Linked DNA regions of Mus musculus: regions 1, 2, 4 and 5 are each linked to region 3. A link is a loop called in an ENCODE intact Hi-C map of the cell type or tissue named here. Cell type or tissue: heart. All regions are shown on one strand. Region 1 overlaps Hmga2 (high mobility group AT-hook 2). Region 2 has its middle 21 kb from the start of Llph. Region 3 has its middle 14 kb from the start of Gm35062. Region 4 holds the start of Hmga2 (high mobility group AT-hook 2). Region 5 has its middle 49 kb from the start of 4930471E19Rik.

What was found. Hi-C counts contacts between places; a loop is a spot of excess contacts. Peaks named below come from ENCODE experiments on the same cell type or tissue, not always from the same donor. Only the 100,000 strongest peaks of a DNase experiment are listed, where the experiment ranks them.
Region 1: a loop joins it to region 3, with 7 times the contacts of the local background. A loop is called at or near these places in 6 of 42 quality-filtered maps.
Region 2: it touches region 3 in a loop (4-fold over the local background); 11 of 42 quality-filtered maps call a loop at or near these places.
Region 4: it touches region 3 in a loop (2.7-fold over the local background); 3 of 42 quality-filtered maps call a loop at or near these places.
Region 5: it touches region 3 in a loop (9-fold over the local background); 18 of 42 quality-filtered maps call a loop at or near these places.

Annotation. Positions count from the first base shown.
Region 1 is chr10:120,429,308-120,434,307 of GRCm38, reverse strand. The region is part of intron 3 of Hmga2 (high mobility group AT-hook 2); the gene reads left to right. Among named protein-coding and RNA genes, the nearest start is that of Mir763, 16 kb to the left of the region's middle. In heart, a CTCF peak has its summit at 2,671 (motif pointing left); no DNase peak of the experiment used is centred here; H3K4me3 peaks cover 576 bases; H3K27ac peaks cover 2,510 bases.
Region 2 is chr10:120,245,662-120,250,661 of GRCm38, reverse strand. No RefSeq gene overlaps it. Among named protein-coding and RNA genes, the nearest start is that of Llph, 21 kb to the right of the region's middle. In heart, a CTCF peak has its summit at 3,061; no DNase peak of the experiment used is centred here; H3K27ac peaks cover 786 bases.
Region 3 is chr10:120,699,957-120,704,956 of GRCm38, reverse strand. No RefSeq gene overlaps it. Among named protein-coding and RNA genes, the nearest start is that of Gm35062, 14 kb to the right of the region's middle. In heart, a CTCF peak has its summit at 2,919 (motif pointing right); a DNase peak (open chromatin) is centred at 2,906.
Region 4 is chr10:120,474,681-120,479,680 of GRCm38, reverse strand. Hmga2 (high mobility group AT-hook 2) reads left to right here and starts at 3,212. Exons shown (of 5, transcript NM_010441.3): 1 at 3,212-3,728. The coding sequence starts at 3,618. In heart, a CTCF peak has its summit at 2,404; no DNase peak of the experiment used is centred here; H3K4me3 peaks cover 4,332 bases; H3K27ac peaks cover 4,342 bases.
Region 5 is chr10:120,584,797-120,589,796 of GRCm38, reverse strand. No RefSeq gene overlaps it. Among named protein-coding and RNA genes, the nearest start is that of 4930471E19Rik, 49 kb to the left of the region's middle. In heart, a CTCF peak has its summit at 2,424 (motif pointing left); no DNase peak of the experiment used is centred here; H3K27ac peaks cover 394 bases.

The DNA of each region.
Region 1 (5,000 bases), 270 kb after region 3:
AATTCACTTTATCATATGCATTAAGTGCTTACAAATAGTTTGCCTAGCGGCTGTGGTCTGCCTAACTGTATGTGCGAGGTACTTTCTAAAAAATATTAGGAACTCTAAACCATAGCTTCCACAGAATGGATTCTAAGTTGCCTCGAAATGGATACTGCATGCTCCATCCCAAATCATAGTGCAGGACTCAGTATACTAAAATGTGGGCAGAAAACACCCATTTTCCCATAGGCTACTTTGCATAAGGTTGTAATGGATGACGTCAGTCCACTTCACATTTCCGTACATGCGCAACAACATACTAAATTTTTCCTCCAAGTAACCCATGTCCTGTGTGAGCCTAGTAGGAGAGCCTAGACTGGTAATTTTCAGTTATTCGCTTTGTCACTATAAAGCAGTCAAAAACAATTTCTACTTCTGAATGGTTTTAGCTGTTTGAGACATGTAGCCCAGGCTAGCCTGGAACTCATGCTTCTCCGGGGCTTTGGAGAATGATTTTTGAAACCTCAGGATCATTTTCACCACTTGAAGTCCCAAGGTTCTTAGAAAATCACTTTGTGACGTAAGAACAAATGCTTTTGCCATTTACAAACTTTTAAAGTTTCAAATAGAACTTCCCAGGCAGCCTTTAGGGAAGCCGTGTAAACACATGTCCCTAAGGCCCATTAAATTATATAGTCTTCCACGGTGTCTGTGCAGTATTTGCCACAGCAGGGAAAGAATTTGGGATGCTGTGTATGCCTGGGTGAGCCTGTGTGAGCGTGTGTGTGTGTGTGTGTGTGTGTGTGTGTGTGTGTGTGTGTGTGTGTGTGTGTGTCTATACAGGTGAGCCTCTTCAAGGACGTTGGAGCTGGAGCAGGGTTTGAGGGCTTCAAACTCAGCTATGGGTGGCTGGCTTTTTCTTTGTAGCTCTGGCTGTGAAGTGATTTATGGGAGCTGTATGGGCCATACATCACCTTCCTGGTTGCCTTTGGTGACACCTTGTCACATTCTTGTGGGCCTGAGGAATTCATTGTTCTTGTTTGAACTGATAAGAAAGAGAGAGAGAGAGGGGGGGGGTTGGGGGTGGGGGAGAGGGAGAGAGAACTACAACAACAACATAAAAACAGGGTTGGGGGAGAAAGAAAGAGTTAGTTAGAGACTTTCTGAACAAACCCCTGGGAAAAGACAAAGTGGCAGGCAGCTGACCCGGGGAGACTTGTGTCTCCTGCAGTTCTGCCTCAAGTTGCAGGAAGCTGTGGTGGACTGAGTCTAGCTGAAGCTTTGTCTGCCCTCCAGAGATATTTCTTTTTTGCTGGGAGGTTTTCCTCAGAGGACATTGGAGAGGGCAGAGAGGGAGGGAGTGGCTTTCTTCAAGACCAGCAGATAGAATGGCTGAGCAGGGCTTGCAAAGCAAGGTCGAATGACACAGGTCTCTGGGAAGACTAAAACTCAGGGCTGTAACTTTTGATGTGAGCCGGTTCCTGCAACGTTCGCTCAGCACTCCAGCGTGCTTTTTGGGCACAGCGCCATGTTGCCCTCTCCCCTTTGACGTGTAGGGCCCCGGGCTCCACTTTGTATTTTGGCAGTCTGCATACAGAGGCTGGGGTTTGAGTCCAGTGCTTTGAAAGACAAGGAAGAGGAGAACGGTTTTGGCGTGGGGACTGGCCAAAAGTTTGTGTGTAATGTTTTCAGATGGTCTTATCTCCCACGTCAGTAAAGCAAGTGAATGATGCATCTGGATTTTTAGATCTCCTCCCTGATATCTTTTCTTTAAAGAGGAAAAAAGATTACATTCTTTGCACCTGAGAAAAGTAACAGATCAGATCATGTGTGCCACATCGGAGGAACTGGAAAGCCTCCCGCGTCCTTTGGGGACAATGGCTGTTTTTGTTCAAGGCAGTGATGCGCAACTGTGCCACTCATACTCTGTCATGGGGCTTGTTGATTGGAAGAATAACCTACTTACAAGGCGCCCCCTATGGCAAGGCACTGCCCCACCCCGGTTTAGCAGTGAGGGATTTGCGTAGCAGGTACCCTTTTGTGTTACATTGTTACAAGTCCATGTGGTGTTACACTGTAAACAAGTCCGTGTGGTGTTACACTGTAAACAAGTCCGGTTTTAATGCCGTAAATCACTTCACCTGGAAGCAGCCTTCCCATGCCCTGCCCATGCACACCTCCATTTGAACTCCAGCCATTGAAAGCCAGGTTTAGTCTTCCAGAAATGGATCTTTTTTTGCAACAGTGTTGCCTCCAGTCCTGTACGCACTGCTTTACCATTCATCCCCCAAGGTTTCCTTGTGCTGTCAGCAAAGGATGCAGGAAGATCTGCAAAGGTAGGTGCTGGGGAAGTCAAGAGCAGCCATTAGGTGATCCTGAATACAAATGAGAGAACACTGTAGTAAATGGGCAGGCAGCCTTGTGAGATGGCAGAATTAAAAGAGAAAGCCACTTTCAGAAAAACACTTCTTTCCCTTCCAATTATCTTCCTTATTTCCAAGGGACATTAATAGGTAACTACCTAAATATATGTGATGATGTAATAATTCCAGTGCATTAATTGTATGTGTGTGTAGGTATCTACTTTTTAGATCTGTAAATGCAATTGCTTTGTGAGTCTGCTAGGCCTGCTGGTTCTACTTTGGTGGGGCACCTAGCTTGCAGTCTCCTGTGGTGCTTCACTGCTCTCTGCTGGAGAAGCCCATGCCAGCCCAGGCATTGAGGGTGGATGGCTGTGAAGGAACACAGGTGTGATGACTTGCCTGCGAGTCTCCCAGCCTCTGCGTTTAAATTCAGTGCAAGATTTTTTTTCCCCATGCCAATCAGGAACTGTAAGGCTCCAGTCATGTTGTTCAGGCTGGAAGATACAACTGCAAAACCATCCAGACTTCAGCCTCTTCCTGCAAACGTTGCCCTCCACAAAAGTATCCTGGGTAATAGTGCACAGAGTCTGTGGGGTTTCTCAAGTTATTTCCTTTCATTCCCGACACAGGAGAATAATTTATTCTGTTCTATACATCTACATCAATAACCTATATCAATAATCCCAACTCCAAGGGAAAGTCAAGCTCTTTTGAATAAATGATATTATGCTTGATATATATATATATATATATATATATATATATATATATATATATATATATGATCCAGAGAAAATGGACCAAGAGTATTAACTAAATAAGCATAAAGCATGTTAGGACATGTTTCCTCCAGACTTTTCCAAGGAGGAATAAATATTAACTTAAACCCTCATTTGCATGGATAAAAATTGCCATAATTTAGAAGCTACACTTCTCAAGTTTGAAACAAAAGCCCAAATACAAAAACCACTAAATGTCTTAGAGGACTATCATTTCAGATATAAGTTCAGTGTGCATATAGATTTGTTTATGCACATGGTGCGTGTCCACACATACACACATGTCCACATCTAGGTATTTCGATGGGAACTCGGAGTGAAGCTGTAAACTTTAACACATCTCCAGAATGTTTTATGCTCTGGAATCTCTTCACATGAAAACAATTTGATGAGTAGAAATCATAAAAGCCAGCCTCCCAACGCAATTAGTGCGACTCCATTCCTCAGCATTCCAAGTGAATTATTGCTGCGCTGTCAAAGACAACAAAAACATTTGGGAAGGACTGTTTATTTTACAGCGGTTGACCAAAAGTATGCAAGTGGTTACAAAAAAAAGTAGCCAGCTAAAGTTGGGAGGTGCCACTCACACATCCTGAAATCCATTCACAGAGCTTTGACAGTCACTCCTGGTCACTGCAGAATAAGATCCCAGGAAGATTCGTTTTCCAGAGGAAAAATGGACTCAGCCGCAGAGCATTTCAGTCCAGAGCAGATTGCTAAGACCTCTGCCCACTGTCCTGTGGCACTGCCTTCTCGCCTCACTCCTAAGACTTCCTGGTTCAGTTAGTTCTCCCTTTGTTTGGTTGGTTTTGTTGTTATTTTGCTTGCCTTTTTCCAAAAGAGCTAGGAAAACGGTTTGAAAACTATCTTGTTACTACTGTTGTTCTGGGAGAGCCTGAGCTGCCCTTGGTATTTAAAGGTTAAAAGGAAGGCCGCCGCTGACAATCTCATTCAACTCTTGAGTTCAAATAGTTCATCTCAGAACTAAGTGGGAAAATAGAAAGTTTAATAAACATTAAGGATAAGAAAATGTAAGCTTAGAGAGGATCCAAGGCTTGAATAGGGTGTCAGACATGGCTGTATGAAAGGACTGGCCAGAAATAGGAGAGAGAGAGAGAGAGAGAGAGGCGCGCTCACACATACACACACACACACACACACACACAGAGGGGTTGGGGGAGAAATATGAATGAATATGTAGCCTGAGAGTTCTGAGAGTTGGACAATCTCCAAGTTCTCATTGGAGAATATGAAATGAGTTTTCCTTGATGAGAAGACATTGTTCCAAGACTCTGAATCTTGAGGCCAAGGTTTCTTTTACTTTAAAACCAAAAACAAAACCATCAGGTTTGGGGCTTTGTGGCAGCTCATTCATTGCACTTCTGAGAAGTGATATTAATCCTAACTGCCTCCGTGTAGTGTAGCCTTTCCACACTGATGTTTGGCGTGATCTAACATCACCCAGTAAATATTGATGACAGCATTCCTTTTAAAGCCACGCTCCTGCATTTGGTAATTTCCATACAGTTCCACACAAACATAGCTGGTTTTCTTGTTGGTCTGGGAGTTTGGGATGGTACCAAGTCTCTGCCGTGTATTACTAGGGCAGTGGACCCGTTTTGAAGATGCTACGGGCATCCAACGCTTTGCCTTCGGAGGGTAGACAGGGAAAAGGAGGAATCAGGCGAGCACCGATGGCCTCTTCCAACCTATTTCCACAGCTTCTCCTTGTCCCAGCCTGTTCCCAGTTTGCAAGTTTTGGGTTCTCTTCGTGCAAGAGACAGTTGTCCCTGTTCCTCATTCCTCGGTGCAGATGTTGTTGTTTGTGCCTCCTGAGTCACAGAGCCTTGTCATTCCCTTCGCCTTCTCTCTTTCT
Region 2 (5,000 bases), 450 kb after region 3:
AACAGTTTGTACAAGAGGTGCCTCCGAGTGTGTTTGTGGTTGGGGAACTGAGAGGGTGTGAATGCGCTATCTGGGTGAAGTAGATGGCGCCTTTGCATCTATCTCTCTTACAAATCCTTTGTTAAGTTTGAACTTTGGCAAGTAGGAATATATCTTTGCGAAGTCCAGTCACTTTCTCTGGGAGCTTGTGGGTGGGGGTTGGGGACTGAACTGCCCAGAGTTTGTGATTAGTGATAGAAAAGGGCTTTAGCCATTTGGTTTGGATGGTGAACGAGGTGGTAAAAGAGCGGACGTTGATCAGATGATCAATAATCAGGAGTTTCCTTTTTCTTTTCAACCTGCTCATCTACGATTTGGGTTTTACGTCTCAAGATGAACGCATAGCCGTGTTTGAAACATTCCGGAAGCTGCTTTTGTGGTGTTTTCCTTGGGTAGCTTTGGGAATATGCGTGGGAATGGTTGTTCCTCGAGGTGAGATTTTTCAAACGTCAGGCTCTGCAGAGGTATTCACGGGATTCTTTCGGTGATCTAGTGTGTTTTAAATTCAAATGAAGGAATCTGTAGACATTGGTAAGTAGCTCCTTTATCCTGGTAGCTCCTGCTTCAAGTTAAGTGAAGATCAACATCTCCTGTAGGTCTTGGTGCCATTGTTCCTGAGGTCTGAGACCTCCGGCATCCAGGAAGCTGGCATCACTTCTTTAAGACACAGGGAGACACATGAGTGGGACCAGGAAGGAGGAACTTTACAGACAGTAAAGTCAGTGAAGCTGGACATTGCCAGCCTGAAGGTAACCAGGCTCCCAGAGCAAACGCCTGCTTTCGAAAAGGGGGGTGGGGCTGGGGGATGTCTCAAAAATAGGGAAGAATTTGGTGACTAGCATAAATGTAGGGATAAAAATCACCATCCTCAAAAAAGGTACAGGTGTTCTATACAGTCTACAGGTATCCAACACATTTCTTATTTGAATAGATGGCGTATGATGAGAAAATACAATGAGAATATGTAGACTATTTGAAAGCGTGATCACCACGAATAACTCATGGACATTGTGGAAGTTCCCAGACAGGGCTGGGTGCCACAGGTATCTGGGAATCCAGGGAAGAGTTTGTGTTTCTCTCTGTGCCTCTCTTATTTCTTTGCCCTTTGTCCCCCCTCTCCGACCCCCCCAGTCCTTCCTCTCATACCGCAGCATCTACAAAAGCACAGAATAGTTCCCCAATGTGGTAGAATATAAGCTCCATATTTTGTACAACTCTGGAAGTATTTTTGAGAATTGTAATGCATCTTAACAAGGCATCAACAGAGAAGACACACAACTACTCACACCAGGGATACGTGATATATATTTTTTAAATCCAAAGAACTTGAAGTTGGCCGGACTGGAGCAAAATTTCCCTACGGAGGTGCTAGAACCCATTCTCTGTCAACCTTTCCTTTTCTCTTCTCAATTATTTTCCTAGTCCTGCTGGAACGGTTCCTCTTGGCCCATCTCACTACCTGAAGGAAGTCTGACTGAGGTGTGGACAAGGCTACACAGGCTGCTTCATTGTGCACTATTTAACTTCTCTTGAATATCCTCAGATTCTGGTATCTGTCTTTTGTAACCTTCGGTTTTAGTTTAATGTGTGTGTGGTGGTGGGGCAGCTGGGAGACATATATTGGAAGTGACAGTGACTATTTTTAAAGAACAAAACAAAATTTTTGAAAATTGTACCTGATAATTAAGTCTCTCTGGGAGGCCATATGTTGATCCAGGTGTGGGGCGTTTGTTTATAAAGAAGTTTTTTTTTTGAAAGCTGGCTACACTTAGAGATAATCTCTGTAAGGTTGGTCTCACTCACCTACATTTAAGTTAAACCACTTGATTTCAATTAAATAAAGCCATGGTGTGTTCCATAGCAAGTATTCCCAGGTCTGAGGCGGCTGCAGTTACTTACTTCAGTTTAAGAAACATTATGGGGGGGGGGGGGGAGAGAGCTGACTCAGGATGTCAGCCCACTGCCTCCTCTTGCAGAGACCCAGATTCAATTCCCAGCACCCACACTGTGCACGCAACCACCCGTAACTCCAGATCCAGCGATTCTGATGCCCTCTTCTGGCCTCTGCAGGCATTTGATTCTTGGACTACACAGACACCCGTGCAGGAAAAACACCAACACACATAAAAAACAACTCTTCAAAACAAACAAACAAACAAGGAACCATTGTCAACCACTTCCAATTGGAAGGGGGGGAAAAAAAAAGAACTCATTTATAAAAGTCCAAACTATTTATAAAAGAACATTCAAGAACCTGTAGTTGATCGTATATGAGAAAGTGGTCAGGGTTTGGTATGGAAGGAGAGAAACGTCATATGTATCTGAGTTCATCATGTGTACTTTTGCATGTTAAATAGAAAGGAACTATCTCAGCAGGTAAAGTGTCAAGATTGGAAGCAAGAGGACCTGAGCTTTGGTAACCAGAACCCACTGCAAACCCTGTATGGCGGTGTCAGGAGGAAGAGAAGGAGGAGGGGGAAGAGGGGGAAGAGGAGAAGGGGAGGAGAAGGAAGAGGAGAAGGAGGAAGGAGAAAGAGGAGGAGGAGGAAGAAGACAGGGAAGGGGAGAGGAGGAGAAGGAGGAAGGAGGAGGAGGAGAGGGAGAAGAAGAAGAAGAAGAAGAAGAAGAAGAAGAAGAAGAAGAAGAAGAAGAAGAAGAAGAAGAAGAAGAAGAAGAAGAAGAAGAAGAAGAAGAAGAAGAAGGGGGGGGGGGAAGAGAAAAAAGAGGAAGAAAGTGAATTCTGCTTTAATACTTGAAAGTGCACCGTTAAATTTCCCTCTTCTATGTCTTGGTGGCTAGGGCATCCCTAGCAGTTTAAATATGGCTGATATTTACATCTCATCTGCTAATACTTTGTAGGGAATTAGTTTAAGCAATTAAAACCTTCCCCTTCCCCCTACCACCCATAAAACAGAGGGCTGTGAAAGAAGAAGCCAACTAGCTGCTTCTAGTCCAAACTGAAACTTGATGCAGTTTTAGTAATTGCTTCCTCAAGACCCTTTACTGCCATCTGTGGGGCATTTACAGGTATTACCGCCCAGACTCCCTGCTGACTTCAAGACAATAGAGAATTAGGGGGTTGTGGGGAGAAGGGACCGTGGCCTACAGGACTGTGAGAAATGCCTCCAAACAGACTTCTGGGTCCTTCCAAAGGCTGACACTGCTCCTGTCTGCACATCACTGATAAACGGCTGAGTCCTTCAGGTAGGTCTCTCCTGCTGTTGCCTTCCTGCAAACGCCTGTTGCATCCAGGTCTCGAGAAGGAATGTTGCTGTTGTATCTGGAGGTCCCTGCAGGCCACGGCAAAGATCCCTTCAGCAGTGTAGGACCCTCTCTGGGGGAAATGGTTTTTAAGGAGTGTGAATTCAACTTTCCATCACTTCTGGAGGCAGGGCCATAAATTCCAAAGGTCTCGGGCAGGCCTGGTGGAATGCAGCATTTCAGACAAGCTCCAACGATGGGAAACAGATTCAAGTAGGTGCCATCAAAGAAGGCAACTGGTCATTGGAGACGCAGCTGAGGTTGGGGTACTGGGGGTTCAGGGAGAGGAGAGGACAAGAGAGAAGCCCTGTGGGGCTCAGGCAGCCAGGAAGCCCCTCATCATAAAGACAGAAATAAGGTTTGGCTTCATTCTTTTCAGCCCACTGATTGCTTTATTTCAAATTATCCTAACTACTTAGCATGGTAAATTAAGTTGAAACCCCCACAAGTTTGAGGAGGATGTCATCTAATCTGATTAAAAGGAATATTCCTCGTCACAGGCTGGGAAGGAAATGAAAATTACTCAGAGTGCACCGCTATTTGCTAATTTGCATAGGCTTGCACATGCTATGCATCAGAAGAGCATATGCTCTTTACTTTTAATGAAATAATTTCCCCTCTCTAAAGACCGTTAGAGTCTCTGTCCTTCCTATCTGTCTTTCTTTCTTCCCATCTGTCTCTTTTTGAATGTTAAGATTATTTCATGGGAAGGGTACATAAAATATGCTAATAATCTCCCCGCTGCGGGCAGGGCTGGGAGGTCCTGCTGCTGCCTCGCTGAGCGTCCCAAAGGTCCCCCTTGCCAATCTCATATAATTAAAGGCTCCCTTTACAGCCCTTAGAAGGTTAGACTTGATTCATCTGAGGCTTCCATTGATGGGGCAGGCGGTTTAAACCCAATCCTTTGGCTCGACTTCCCAAATAACTTCTTCCTGACCCCAAGGAATAGCGCCTAAATCAAAATGAAAATGAAGGGGAGAAAAATCTCCATCAAGCTCATGCCAACCCCCATCAGCAAGGTCTGTGATGGTCCCCTTGTGGCTGCGCATGCGCTGTCACTACCTTTGAAAGGTGGCTGTTTTTTGTTTTTTTGTTTTTGTTTTTGTTTTGTTTTGTTTTGTTTTGTTTTTTTGCCTCCTCTGCTCTTTAAGGAAAAAACAAACAAACAAACAACAACAACAACCCTGGACAAACATTGGCCGCTGCTGAAGGGGTCGCTCTCATTTTATCAATGGAGGCAAGAAGGCCCAGAGAGATGAGATGATGGGTTAGCAGCCAGAGGCTGGGGAAAGATAGGAAGGTTGAAATGGAGCTATGTTTTGGAGTCTCTGTGGATATTCATTCACTTTTGGTAATATTTTAGCAGATCTCATGTCTAGTTGTAATGTAGCCAACAGAGGAATTCTAGTGAATTCCCCAACAAAATTACATTAGGATCAAATGTGATCGTTATAAACACTATCCAGATGTTGGGGATGGACTGCATATAGCTCTTTAAGCCCCAAATTACAGTATAATAAATGCAAGCATGGGGACCTGCCAATACATCTGAACTTCGTGTCGGAAACCAGGTCTGACCTTAATTTAACTCTATAAGGAACCATGAGTTTCCTCACTTGAGAGGTAAGGCTGCATCCGAAGAGCTCCAAGTCCTGTAGTGTCCCAGGCTTTACCGCTCCCTTGAAGTGGGATCGGATCCG
Region 3 (5,000 bases):
TGTGGCATCTGAAGCTCTTCCCCACATTAAATAAATGTAACAAATATTTAACTGAAAGTGACACGAGGGATAGCGCCGAAGCTTCTCTGACAGACACATGTCTGCCGTGAGGTGCGTGTTCAGGGCAGAGCAGGGCTCGTTTTAATGGCTAGGTTCACTATGCTGCCCTCCAACACTGATACATGTTGGCAGAACCTTCTGTCTGTATGGGCTTTCCTCCCCCACCCCCAACCCCCTGGAATGACGTTGTGTCAGGAGAAAGATGGAATATAGTGGTGGGTTTCTGCCTACTTTACCTTCTACTAGCGAGATGTCTCTTCTGTGTTTGGTGACAGAAAACCAAAAACTGTTTTAGAAAACTGTTTCAGAAACTGTTTTAGAAAATTATTGCTCAGTCTCTACAACTTGGCCCTGGGCATTTTAGGTCTGGGACACACCAGTGTTTGACTACCATGCACTCAGAATAAGAACTCTGTGCAGGTGGGGGGTGGGGGGATGGAGAGATGGCTCAGTTGTCCAGAGGTCCCAAGTTCAATTCCCAGCAACCACATGGTGGCTCACAATCATCTGTAATGAGATCTGATGCCCTCTTCTGGTGTGTGTCCGAAGACTGCTATTTGTACTCATATAAATAAAAAATAAATAAATCTTAAAAAAAAAAAAAAAAAAAACCTCTGAGCAGGTTAATGCTATCCTCAGCATGAGATTGCATCATGTTTATCTTTTCTATGACTCTCCCCGTGTCTCAGTTTCCTCCTCTGCAAAGTGAAGATGAGAGCAGCCCTCTCTGGTATTGCTGGGGCGTGAGCACTCACAGAGTGCGCTCAAGGCTGCTTGGCCAAGAGCAAACGCTTAATAAACCAGAGTTACAGGCATCATCTTTACAGCCTTTTCCAAAAACTTACAACAAGACCAGTCTCCCAGTAGTCAGGACATTTAAAAAACAAAATAATAATGTGTATGGAGGGTGTGCACAAGTGTGTGTAGTTGCCCATGAAATCCAGGAGGGGCACTGGAGTCCCTGGAACTGGAGTTACAGGTGGTTATGAGCTGCCAGAAGTGTGTGCTGTGAACCAAACTCTAGACCTGTGGAAGAGCAATGCTGTGTGGTTCATGGCTGAGTCACCTCTGCAGCCCAGGAACTCACATTTTAAAGAAGCTCTGTGGGATTCGATGTGCAGGGAGGACCGAGTGTTACTGGAGCACTGTGAGGAGAGGGTTTCCCAGGCCCCCTGGTTTCCACCCAGTCTGGAAAGGACGGGTGGTTGGGGCCCTAAGGAGTAAGGATGCCAATAGGAAGGTGAGAAAGCAGAAGTTTAGAAAATCAGTCAGCTAGGATATCTTTGCTTGTGCCTTTGTCTAAAATGCAAATATTTGTGAGTACTAACCATAATATCAGGATATTTATCCATTACTCCCCGTCTCAATTTCCTTCTACATGTGAAACTTAATGGTAAAAAACCGACCCAAGAATTACAAATCTGAAATGCGACATACTGGCTCACACTGTAATCCTAGTGCCTAAGAGACTGAGGCAGGTTGATTGTCTCGAGTTCAAGGTCAGCCTGAGCTTCACAATGAGTTCCAAACTAGACTAGCCTATCGCACAAGACATTATCACAGACAAACAAGCAAGGGGAAAAAAATCCAAACAGAGCAAAACAAACAAACACAAAACAAAATTGGAATCCGTGCCTGGGCCATTAGCCTGGCCCCATGTCGGAGACAGGACAAAGAAGCTGGCCAGAGGTCACAACAAAGGCCTGAAGACTGGAAAATATCCATGCGCCTCTCCAAAGCTTCCCAACGCCTCTGAACATGCAAGCAATGATCATGGCAGATTATAAGCTGATTGCTCCACGAGTCAATCAGTAGCTGGTCCTGTTGCCGCAAACGCTCCTCACTTTTGGGCCAGTGGTCTTTGCTTATGTAAGCTATAACGTTTGCTGAAGGAATCATGAAAATTTAATCTATCTTGGTCTTTTGGCATTTATAATACATAATCTATATTACTACAATTTGCAGATGGTGGCCATGTTAGCTACACATCTCTCAACACGTGAGAGTATCTGCATTGGTTTTTTTTTTGTGTTTTGTTATTTGTTTTTTGGGTTTTGGGTTTTTTTTTTTTCCCATTCATTTTACAGATGGATCTAACATATACTTGGAACAAATCTGGAGGATCATAATGCAATTGTCACTACTGAGTGTTTTTTCCAGGGTCCTGACACCATGGCAACTGGCCCAGACCTTCTTTTATTAACAAAACAAAACAAAACAAACAAACAAAACTGAACATGATTAAATAATATGATACTTAGAACATAGAGAAAACAAACTTGATTTTCAGCAAGATAGTTTAATAACATTTTCTTTGGAAAAGGTGTAGGCTGTGGTTATCTGCTCCTACCTCTACAGACATCGGAGAAATGCCAGGAACATATATGCCTACCTGTGGTGAACCAAGACTGGAGCCCAGGGATGCTCTGAACCTGGTACAGGACCTGGGACATAAGTCCTGGAAGAGATCTTACATTCTTTATGAGAATGTGATGAAAAAAAAAATCAAATCAATTTGAATTAGACTCATTTATGCTTCGAGAAACAATATTTTCTCCCCGTATCAAAACTTTGAAACACCTGAGAAAATAGAAGTGTCTTTGTGGTTTAAATGAGCTTTAAATGAATAATGGCGGTTTTGCGATGCAGGCTTGCATGCGATGTTCTTCCTTTTTCTCATTCCCGGTGAGGATAGTTTACTTGGTAACCTGGGAACTGTTACGGACTTGTTCGTGGACTTGCTCGGGCCTGGGCTCTGAGTCAGCGGACCCACTGAGGCTTCCGGGCTGGAGTGGACTGCTCTCCTTTTGGCTCTGTGGCCTCGGGAGTTAACTCCAGAGCAATACAACTTGGGCCCAGCAGATGGCGTCTGGCATCTGGCTGGTGGAGTGTGCACATATGGGTGGACGGGAAGCCAACTTTTCTCAACCATAAGACTCCTAAGTTCATTTAGGAGTAAATGTGTGACAGTTTGCTACATCTTATTTCCTTGTGGCGATGAGGTGTGCGTCCATCCATTCAAGTGCCTGTGCAGGCTGGGGGATATCATCAAAATGTCTTCCTCAACCTCTTCCTCACCTTAAAAAAAATTAATATATTTTTGGCCCTTTCATACATTTATACAGCACATTCTGCTTAGGTTCCCTGCCACATTTTGTGTCTTTCCCCCCCACTCCCATCCACCACTGAGAGATCCCAATCCGCTTTCGAGTCTTGTTTTACTATTATGACCCACTGGGTTTAACCAGGACCACTTGTATAGGCAATGTATGTGAAGCTTTCTGCCACTGGAGGAGCATAGAGAACTCAGGCCACTAAAGGCAAGGACTTCTTGTCCTTTGGAAACGTGTAGTTTTAACTGTTAGATAGTATGCTTGACAACCCAGCTCTTGATGTCTATGCTGTCTAGCTCACCTGTGATGCAACAAACCCTATTTTATTTATTTCCTAAATTGGAAACAAGGAAGTCCCTCTGTTCTCCTGGACTTGTCCAGGGAACCTCAAAAACCTTGTACGATGCTATGAAGCAGAACCATAGGACAGGGCAGGAATAGGTCCCTGGGAAAGGAAAAATAAGAGTACAATCCCTTCCTAGACCCAGAGCAGAAGTAAGGCATTCTACCCTCTATTTTGTGCCTCTCCCGGAGCTCAAAACCAAATTTCCTGGAACTAGGACAGAGGAACACTTGCTATGGGAATATAGTTATACATGCTAAAAGACATCTCTTAGAGCTTTGGAAATACATTACCTCCACACATAACCAAGCAGAATTTAATTGTCTTGCTATGAGCCCAACCCCTTGCTATGACTGTCTTGAAAACCAGATTCTGTGGGCCTAGACCTTCTGGATAGAATAATAGAGTTATAGACAGCTTGAGGAAAGAGAGGAAGAGTGGGAAGCACTGAGGTTGATAGATACATGGGGAGGCGGGGAGGGCTGGGACGATAGACATTTGGCTATTCTGCTTTTAGCCAGCCCGTGTTCTTACCCTTATACTCGACAGGTATCGATAACTTTTAGGGCCTCCAGTTTCTTTTTAAAGAGTCTAAATGGAAAAGTCCTCATTATAAAAGACCAGCATCCTCTTCAGTAGGTGCTGCTGCTCTGGAAAATGTTTGTGCTGCATTTTCTCTGCTTGCCACTTTAAGCCTCACCTTCCTTTGGCAGACCTTCCCAACCCCTCTTCCTTGGCATGAGGAAGCAAACATGTCTGCCTGAAGCTTGTATTTGGACATTAGCAAGAATGAGGGGTGGGGGATGGAATGGATTCTGTGAAGCCAATTTACAGTTGAAGAGACTGGCAAAGCACAGCGGTGCCAGCACCCTCTGGCTACTCTACCTATGATCTGGGCTGGGTTCCTGAAACCTCCCTCTTCCCTCGGCCCTCCAATTCATTGCTGAGTTACTAGGAAGTCTTGATAACCTCATTTTGCTTAAATCATCGTGGATTCTGTGGTTTGTAACAGCAGCAGCAACAACAGCAACACACACACTGGGGTTGGGTCTTGGGTCTCTCGTTGATAAAAGCTGCTCTCTGAGTCCTTGGTTTGGTCCATCGGACAAGTTCAGGTTGTGTCTCCCTATGAGAAATTATGATTTCAAATTGCCTCAAAGAAGAAGATACCAGGGACCTGGGACGAGACAGGTAGTACTGTTAGAAGTATACAGTGGATCCTAAGGTTCATAGATCCCGAACGCAGGATCTCTGGTCATTTCTTCATGTTCCTGAAATGAAAGAGGCAGAAAAGAAGTCACACTGGCCACACCTCCATGGGCCACAACCCATGACTTATAAACACACTTCATGCCCAGAGAGGTGCAATAGCATACAGCCTTGTTCAAAGGGCATCCATGGGTGATGCTATCAAAGAGATCATCCCAGGGGCGGTTTCTAGAATCATCAGCCAAGTAATATTGGCTCCAGGATCCATTATTATC
Region 4 (5,000 bases), 230 kb after region 3:
TGCGCTTGCCTGAGCTAAACATCAGTCTAAATCCCACATCCCAGATCAGTAGAAAACTTGTTGATGTGACCCAAGGTGCTGATGCCCGATTTGACAGCAGGTGAAGGAGAAAGGGATTTCACGCAGAAAAGCTCAACCTGGAATGAATGCTACAGAGAGAGGGAAGTGAATAAAGGATTGAGAAACCTAAATTTGGGGATTCAACTTCTCAAATGTGAGTGAGAAAAAAAAATGTTTCCTTAAGACAAAAAAAAATATAGCCATTGAGCTTAATTAAAAGACTGGTATATAAAGATAGCACCTCAATAATAAAAATCTTGATAATTTAAAAAATAAAAACAAAGTTTTATGCTTTGCCTGAAAAAAAAAAAACCCAAAACAAAACTATACAGTAACTTAAAAGGATTATAGGCATCAAAGAATAACAATGTATAAGGCTAACTTGATAAAATGGAAGGAAAAACTTGTTTATATCCTGGTTTCTATAAACTCAAAAGAGCTCAAATCTGAGAACAAAATGGAATGAAAACAATTGGCTGGATTTCCCTTTTTAAAAATGTGATTCTCTTAGATTCTAGGTTATTGTGAAAAACAAAACAAAAACCAAAAGACACAACCAACCAACCAAGCAAAAAACCCAAAACCAGCACACATGCACATACACACAACAACAACAACAACAACAACAACAACAACAACAAAACAGTTCAAAGCTCTCCACTGCCACCACCCACCCCGACCCGGGGTTGGAATCTCATGCTTGCTAGCATTTGTACCTTAAACAAACAAACAAATACAAATCTAGGGAGATAATGTGATTCTCAGCATAAAATTAGCTGACTGAAATCCTGGGTGACTTTTGCTTAAATCCATTTCCTAGAACTTAGTCTGTCCCTCTGGCCAATCAAACAAGAATCAAAACAGAAGCCCATATTATGCGCATGTGTAAAATGCACGCATCAAAGAGTAAATGTACAATCTCTCTCTCTCTCTCTCTCTCTCTCTCTCTCTCTCTCACACACACACACACACACACACACACACACACACACACACACACACACACACAGAGGAAATGTGCAAACTCCTCAGCTAGGAAATGTCAGTGCACTCGTGAGAATGTGAAATTTCAGTCCCTTTGATGAAGATACCATCTTTCAGCCAAGCCCTGACAAAACCTTAGGTTCCTGTTAGACCCCTCCCTCGGTATTCATTTGCTGGGCTCCATCTGGAGGTATGGGGGTCTCTTCCTCTCCATCAGAGCTAAGCGTTCCCAGACTCAACGCCAGCCCTCGGTTCCTGCAGAGCACTCTATGTACAGAGAAGTGTCCCAACTCTGCAAAGGGCAGCTGGAAACGGATTTAAAACGGCAACGCTGACCAATCAGCACAGTCGCGCCCAAGCAGACATTTACACGTGCCTCAAGTACAACGGAACCTGGCAGAGCCTAGATCCCGGCGTTAGGGCTGTAAAGAAGGCGTTTTTATTCCACGGTGTTCCGTATCTTTGTAAGAAAAAAAAAAAAAAACTTCACTGGGTGAACATTTTTATTCTGGAGTCAGTCCAACACAATTTTGGGTGCGATGTGGGAAAATCTGACCCTAAGATTTTCTTTCTTCCCCCTTTCAGATTTGTGTTATTCAAGGATGAGAAAGAGGTGCCTTTTAGAACGTTTTACGCCTTTCAAAAAAGTTGACTGTGGCCACGATGGTGTTCACATAACTTAGAAACAGCCCAGGCTATAAAATTAGGACTTGGCAGAAAGGAATTCTGAGGGAGAAGGTTAAAATGAAGGCAAACTTCAGGCAATTGGTGCGGTGGAAGGATAAGTGATCGGTAATATCCCATAGAGTTATGGGCGTCCCAGCACGGGGGTGCAGCGCCTGCTCCAGGAGTCAGTCCTGGGGGAGGGGACCTCGATAAAGGAGCTGGCACACTCGGTGTTCCTGTGTATAGTGTGCAAGTGTGTGCTTTTGTTGCGAATGTGCTTACTGGCACCATCGTGTGTCTGGTAGTGTGTGCTTAAGCACGGGTTTGTTTGCATGCCTGCTTGCCAGTGAAGTGTGTGTGCGCGCACACATGAATTTTCGTGCAAGCTTGTCTGCGATCACACGCGTGGGCCCGTGTATCTTTGTGCACGCTTGTTTGTGCGCCGGCCCGTGCACTCTGGGGTGAGGGCATTTCTCAGTGGAGCGGGGGGGGGGGGGGGGTCGCAAGGGGCGCTCCGACTCCTTGGTCGCTCTTTTCCCGGGGCTGAAATAGTAGACAGCGGCGGTTGACCCTGAATGCTTCCGGAAACTTCGGGCAACCCTCGGTGGAAGCACAGGTAGAAGCCAAGCTCTCCAGGGTGACTCTGAGATAGTCATTTTCTTTCGCCTTCCTAGGACAGCCGCTCAGGGGTGGCCTCCAGCGGCGATCCGGCAGGAGAGCCTAGGCCCTGTCTTTTTAACCCCACTGCTGGCGGGAGCACGTGAGCCGGGGCTCCGGGTGGCAACCGGGCGCCGCCGCCTTCGAGGCAGTTGTGTTTCGAACGCTGCCTCTGGCCCGCGGCCAGGCGCCTGGGCTCGGCTGTCCGCCTGGCCTGCCCCCTCCTCTTGCTTCTCCTGCAGCCCCCTCCCCTTTATCCGCCCACGATCAGAGGTGGGCACTCCCCGTTCCCGCCACCCCCTCCGCAAGTGCGAGCGCGCGTGTACACACACGCACACGCACGCACACACTCATCCCTCTTGAATCCCGGGCAGGAACTCTGAAAACTTGCAGCACGGGCAAAACTTGGGCTCCGGGTGCAGAGCGCAGAGGCCAGCAGCTTGTCCCTCTGCATCTGTGCAGTGCCGCCGCCTGACCCCGCCACCCGAGGAGGCGCGGTGCCACCCACTGCTCTGTTCCTTGCTAGAGCTGAGCTGGGCGCCCTACCGGATCCTGGCAGAAACTTCCACTCTCTCCTCGGTTTCTGACCGCACTAGTCAGTCTCTATCTCTGTCCCGTTCTGTCTCTTTGTCTCTGTCTCTCTCTGAGTTTCTGTCTCTGTCCCTCTTCTCTGTGTCTCTCTCTGGCTCTCTGCGTCTCTGTCTCTCCTTCCCGCCCCCCTCCCTCTCTCTCCCTCTGGGGTGGGGGAGAGGAGGCGGAATTCTTTCCCCGCCTAACATTTCAAGGGACACAATTCACTCCAAGTCTCTTCCCTCTCCAAGCCGCTGCCGAGCGTCCCAGTACCCGCAACTCCCGAGCCTTTGCGGAGAGAGCAACCCTCTCCGCCTCCAACTCTTCCCTCTCCTTCGCTTCCCGCCTCCTCTCCCTACCTCCACCTCTACCTCCGCCACCCACTGCCCGCAGCGCCTCCTCCTTTCCTCCTCCTCCTCTCCTCCTCCTCTCTTCCTCCTCCCCTCTCTCTTTTTGGCAGCCGCTGGACGTCCGGTGTTGATGGTGGCAGCGGCGGCAGCCTAAGCAGCAGCAGTAGTCCCCGGCGCACTCGCCAGCTCGCCTGCTCTCGCCGCTCTTGCCCTCTCCAGCTCTCTACATCCCGTCTCCCGAAAGGTGCTGGGCGGATTCGGGGCGGCGGAGGCCGAGCGGCTGCAGCGGCGGTACCGGTAGAGGCAGTGGTAGCGGCGGCGGGAGGCAGGATGAGCGCACGCGGTGAGGGCGCCGGGCAGCCGTCCACATCAGCCCAGGGACAACCTGCCGCCCCGGTGCCACAGAAGCGAGGACGCGGCCGACCCAGGAAGCAGCAGCAAGTCAGTACGCCGACGCGGAGGGGCCACTCAGCCCACCCGCGACGCCTCTGCCCCCGGGGCCCCGCGACACGCCGGGCGACCGGAGCGCGGGAGCGCAGCGGCTACGGCAGCGCAAGCTAGCCCGCCTGCCACCCGGGTGTAGGTGGGGCGGGAGACCGAGTTCCCCTGGAGAGTGCGCGGCGCAGTCTCTCCGGGTACCCGCGCTCCCCGGCTCCAAGAGCTGGGGTCCCGCGGCGAGCCGTAGCCACCCGGTGGAGGTGGGGTCGCGCGAATCGTGGACAGGGACTTTCGCTATTGTGCGCAGCCCCGGAGCGGCGCGGCGTGGCTCGGGGGGGGGGCATCGAGCCTCGGGGGTCCCAAAGAATAAAAGCGTCGCTTTGTCAGCCGCTTTGGCGACTGGGGGGACTGGGGAGTTCAGGAGGGGCAGGACTGCGAGTCCGAAGCTCTTAGACCCGCGGCTTTCTCCGGCTTCTCGGGGCCGCCTTCCCGTAGGAGGCTGATGCGCCGCGGCCGCCCCCTCGGTGCCCTCCCCACACTCCATGGCCCAAGGCTCGCGCCCTCCCGACAAAGAACGCGTGCGGAGCCGACTGCCCGCCTGGTGCTCCTCCCGAGGATATTTAAATGCCTGCCGAGCTGCTACAGCCGCCGGGGCTGGCGGGGAAAGGATCCCGGAGGATCCCAGGCCCCCGCGGGCCCGGGAAACGCGCTTCGCCCAGGGAGCTCTGGAAGGAAAGTGCACGGTAGCCAGGGTCGCTTCCCCGCCAGGAGTCGGGTCCCTCTTTGGCTCCTCGATCCCGCTCCTCTGAGCAGCCCAAGTTTTAGCTTCCTCTTGGGCGAGTGGCTGGGGGCTGGGAAGGGACGGTCGAGGGGCACCCAGGACCCCGCGGAATGGAGGGTTTTGTCTGCGGATGCAACCAATTAAGAGTGCAAGCCGGCTGTTGCAGAGTTGTGCGCAGCGCCCAGGGCCGGGGGCGGGCGGGCGGGCGGGCAGGGGGTTGGGACGTTCGCAGCAATTTCCAAGCCTAAGGACGCGTCTATTGAGAACAGTAAAACTCCCTTCCCGGCCTTTAAAAAAAACCAAAAACTTCCCATTTTTTCTTTTGCTTTAAATCGCTTCCCTCGGGCCAATAGGCGGATTAGAAAATAGTCCTAAATTGCCCCCGTAGAGCTAGGTGGGAAATCGAAGAAAGTTTGTTGGTGTGTTTTAGAAAAACAAGGAGTGTACCTTTTGGGAAATCATCAAAGGAAACAAACTAATCTAGAGGCCGCCGA
Region 5 (5,000 bases), 120 kb after region 3:
CTGTGTGCCTGCTTGCTGAGTTGTAGTTAAGGGAAAGGAAAACACAGTACATTTCCAAAATAGCAAGGATAGCTTTAATTTATCCAACCTGGTTAGGGTCTTTTTTTCTTCTTCTTCTTCTTCTTCTTCTTCTTTTCTTAAACCATCTTTCCAATCATGGTTTTTATTAAGTATACAAGGCTTTCTCGTTCCTGTGGGTTAACCTAGCTTTCCGCTTGTGTGGAGGGACATGGGAGACAGTGAGAATGGGCCCATGTGGTGTAAAAACAATGTTTTGCTAGTTATCACCCAGGTGAAACAGACCTTAGTAGCTATTGTACTTGGGTCATAGCATCATGGGTCTTGTCTAACGCTGTCTGGCCATCAGGAAGCCTCACTATGGGAAACCTCATCTTTGCCTGGCTAACATCTCCAGAGACTAAAAATACCTTTTCTAAGTCTAACACACGAGCAAACCAACAAAGAGACCACAGAATGTTTTTCCAGCAAGCATGGCTTCCCAGATTTTTTTTTTTTAACTTTTCATTTTAAAAGCATTTCTGTTTCTTTGCATTCTCTCTGTCTCTCTCTCTCTGTCTCTTTGACTCTCTCTCTCTCTCTCTCTCTCTCTCTCTCTCTCTCTCTCTCTCTCTCTCACACACACACACACACACACACACACACACATTGAAATAATGATGTCTTCTAGGTTTTATAAATGGGTTCCTGGGCTGGCGAGATGACTCAGTGGTTAAGAGCACCGACTGCTCTTCCGAAGGTCCCGAGTTCAAATCCCAGCAACCACGTGGTGGCTCACAACCATGCGCAACAAAATCTGATGCCCTCTCCTTGAGTGTCTGAAGACAGCTACAGTGTACTTACATATAATAAATAAATAAATCTTAAAAAAAAAGAAAAAAATATTTAAAAAAATAAATAAATAAAAAATAAATGGGTTCCTTACTGCATCTTGCCTGAAAAGAGTGTTCAGCACAAGTCCTATTGTGCTGCTTGTGAAGTGTAAGGTTTCCTTAACATAAAATGAGATTTGTTGTTGTTGTTGTTGTTTATACTGAAACACCCTGACATCACACCCCTTTCTTTAAGCAGTGATATGATTGCTCTGTTGAAAAATAAGGCGATATTGAAGTTTAGGATAACTCTCGCTCAAATAAAATCAATCCTAGTGATAGGTTTAGAAACAAAGGAATCTTACATGTCTGCTTCTGCTTTCTTTGTGTTCTTGGAGGGGAAACTTCGGGAGCAGTGTGCATGAAGAGGGGATTGTTTTTGTGGAGACAAGTCTGGTATTTCAGGAAAATAAGAAAGTAATAACAGATGTAAAGTCAAGGTGAGAAACAGCGCACCCTTCTCCCTCCTTCCTGCCCTCCCGCTTCAAGTCACGTTCCATCTGGAATACTTTAGACCGTTCCCCAACATTTTACTTACTGAAAATAAAACCTGGAAATTTTGATCTGCTTGCCCTCTGTTTGGGACACTAAGAATTAAGCCTTAGTTCCCGTGATTTACTTAGAGAGTGAAAACTAATAAGAACTCAAATACTTTGTACATTATAGGCTCGAATATATCACCATACTCAACTTTGTTCTTGACAAATGACAGTTTCTACTTCACCCCTCCCCCCTCTTACCACCCACCCAGCTGGGTTCCATTTCTTCTGTTTTACCCAGTTCTTCAACATTCCGTGCAGTCAGAGCCTACTTTTCCAGATTAAACTCAAGAGTTACTCAAACAACCACAGGTTCTCTTTCACTTGAACTCAACATACCAACTTAGCACACAAGGCTCCAACAGTAGACTTTTATCTTTCTGAATGACTCTGAAATTATTACTTGCTATAAGGCACATCAGAGGCTGGAGAACACTGCTTCCTTTTAGAGTCTTGCAATAGGCTCTTTCTCTCTGCACTTGTCCCACACTTGTTCAGGAACAAGCTGCTTTGGCTCTGCTTCGAAGACAGCCTGTCTGTCTCCTGGCTTAGTTCTCCAGATCTCATGAAGAGAGAGATCTTCTCCAACTTGGTGCCAGGGCCTCTACTTCACACATTGCTCTTGAAGGCCACTCAAGAGAGCCAGTAATCTCACACGAGGGTCTCAGACAGGATAGGAATCAATGGGTTAGTTTCTAGGCAACCAAAAAACAAGTGAGGCACTAGGCTGTGGTGGCACATGCCTTTAATCCCAGCACTTGGGAGGCAGAGGCAGGCAGATTTCTGAGTTTGAGGCCAGCCTGGTCTACAGAGTGAGTTACAGGACAGCCAGGGCTACACAGAGAAATCCTGTTTCGAAAAACCAAATATAAATAAATAAACAAATAAAAATTAAAATAAAAAAGAAACAAGAGAAGCTGGTAGAAATCAGCCTATGGTAACACTACTAAAAGCATCCATCTTGTTGGTTCTCAGTAGTGGTGGTACTGCCCCCTAGAGGCCTTTTCAGAAATGCTTGGGTACACTAGCTTCCACACTTGCAAGGCATACTCCTTAGCCTTTCACAGAGTGGGATTGCTACATGCCTTAAAAGGCAGAGTAAATAAACTCTAAAAGGAGGTCAAATCTTCACTCTTTAGACAACCCCCCGGCCCCCGCAAACAGTCATATAAAAGAAAAATTGTCTGCAACTACTTGAGCCTAACCCTAAATGTTACTTCACATAGAGACACAAAGTATTTAAAACACTCTTAAAATATGCTGAAATTTCAGAGTAACAACCAACCAAAAAGCAAAAGAAAGATAGCTTGGCTTTGTTAAGATCCTTCCCAGTGAGACCCATTTGCATTTTGGAAAGTGATGCCCACAGCTACCAGGCTCCACTCAGTCTTGATTCAGCTGGACTGTAAAACCTATTTGTCTGCATCTGTAGATGTCACAGAAATACATCCTAAGAGAGATCTAAGGCTTGCGTGTCTTAAAAGATGGGACATTTTTCTTTGATATTTTGTTGCCTCCCTAATCCATGTCATAACATTGAGAATTATTTTGACATTACAGTTATAAACACGGACCAGCTCACTTGCAAGAGTATTTCCAGACTTGGAATTTATTTTTCATTGACATTTTTTCCATACTGGAATCAGAAGACTTCCATCTTCTGACTATCGGAGACCACGCTGCCCAGCATGTGGATGCTCTGCCAGCGATCAGTTCCTTTGGTCCTTGTACCCATGCCTACTCTCCTGTCTCATTTCACCAAGCATCTGGTACAGGATGACTTGTGGCCTCCTGGACTGCACTTACTCACTCTGAGTAAGTGCAAGCGTATAACCACTGTGTTGTGTCTTCAGTATCTCTCTGTCTGTGTATTTACATATGGAGGCACACGTGATTTTTATTACGTTGTTTTCTCTTGGTTGTCCCTCTTCTAACAGGTATTATGTTATAGGTGGATGACTTCGGTTACCTCTGCGCCTTATTTTAGGGTTCTGTTATCCTTCTGTTGTTGTGACAAATACCTAGGCAAAACCATTTACAGTCTATGGCTGTTTGGCTCCTGTGTTTCCAAGCCCAGAGTGAGGCAGAACACGGTGAAGTTTGCCCACTTTACTGAAGTTGGGAAGGAAAGTGGGGGGAGAGAAAAGGAAAGGGCCAGGTGTAATAAAGAGTAGACCCCTTTCCCAAGACCCAACCCCACTGGTACACTTTCTCCAATTAGGCTCCAGTTCCTAAGCTTTCTACAGTCTCCCAGGAGCTCACTAAATTATAACCCCACAAATGAATGAATGCATTCATGGAGTAAAAGTCCTGTGATCTAACCACCTCTTGAAGGCCCCGCCTCAGAACGATTCTGTGCTGGAGACCATTGTTCAGTATTTGAGTTTGGGGGCCGGGAGACCAGGTATACAGATGGAAACTGTAGTAAGAATGACAGGGGGTGATATTTTTTAAAAAGCATTAGACTTTATAGGGTTGTTTTGATTACCCTAGATCCATCATCACATTAACCACCTTTATCCTGAAAAGAACTTTCATCACGGAAGGAATTGAAATTTAGAATATTTTGTGGATAGTGTGAGTATTAGCTAACCAAAGCGATCCCAGGTATTGATAAGAAGGAATACTGTGGCAGCATCCTTTGAAGGCTGGCCTTCTCCAAAGAGTCCTGATTTATCCAGTGACCCAATTCCAACAGGACTGTGTAAAGTTGCATTTCTTCACCTAGCACGATGTTCCCCACCTGTGGTGGTTTGAATGCGAATGGCCAGATGAGCTGGCATTTGGATCATTTGGTCCTTTCTCCCTGATATTATCAGGTGGGCAGGATTTGTTCCTTCGTGTCCAATACTTTCTGCTTTGACATTTCCATCTTGGGACACAGGCAGAGATGTTATAAGAAAGAGAAGCTTTCCTCTAATGGTGTCATAGCCAAAAATCAGTGGAGTGGCAGAAGGTCCCCACCCAAAGAGCCTTAGTAATGAAAGGTGCAGGTTGCTGGGCTCATCTTCTCACAGTTTTCTCCAGACTCATCTGCTAATGGCCATATGCCATTCCTACATGAGAAGGATGCAGTTGTTCCAGAGACATTTAAAACCACCTAATGAACAAACATTTTAACATTTTAACATCTATAGACACCATTTCTTCATGAAATTTCTCAGCGGGTGAAACCAAACCAAACCAAACCATTTTTATTAAAGTGAACAGTGAATGAAAATGGGGGAAAATATTAAATATCAAGAAATAAAAATTTAAAAGTCAAGTGATTAAATTGAAAAAAATGTACTAATTTGAAATAGATACTCTATTTAATGTTTGTTACATATGGTATAGTTGGAAGCCAACAATTAGTGGAGCCAAAAAAAATTAGTAAGCCAGAACATATCCTACTAAAGGATATGACCAGTTTTAAAAGAATGTCTTAATTTGCTGCACTCCCAAAAGTCTTAGGAAACACAGAATTCCTATATGTACCAGACATATTTATAAGAAAAACTGTCAATTTTATGAGTCAATTTGCCAAGTCATTTAAAGGAAAGATGATTGTGTAAGCCTTATGTGTTTGCTA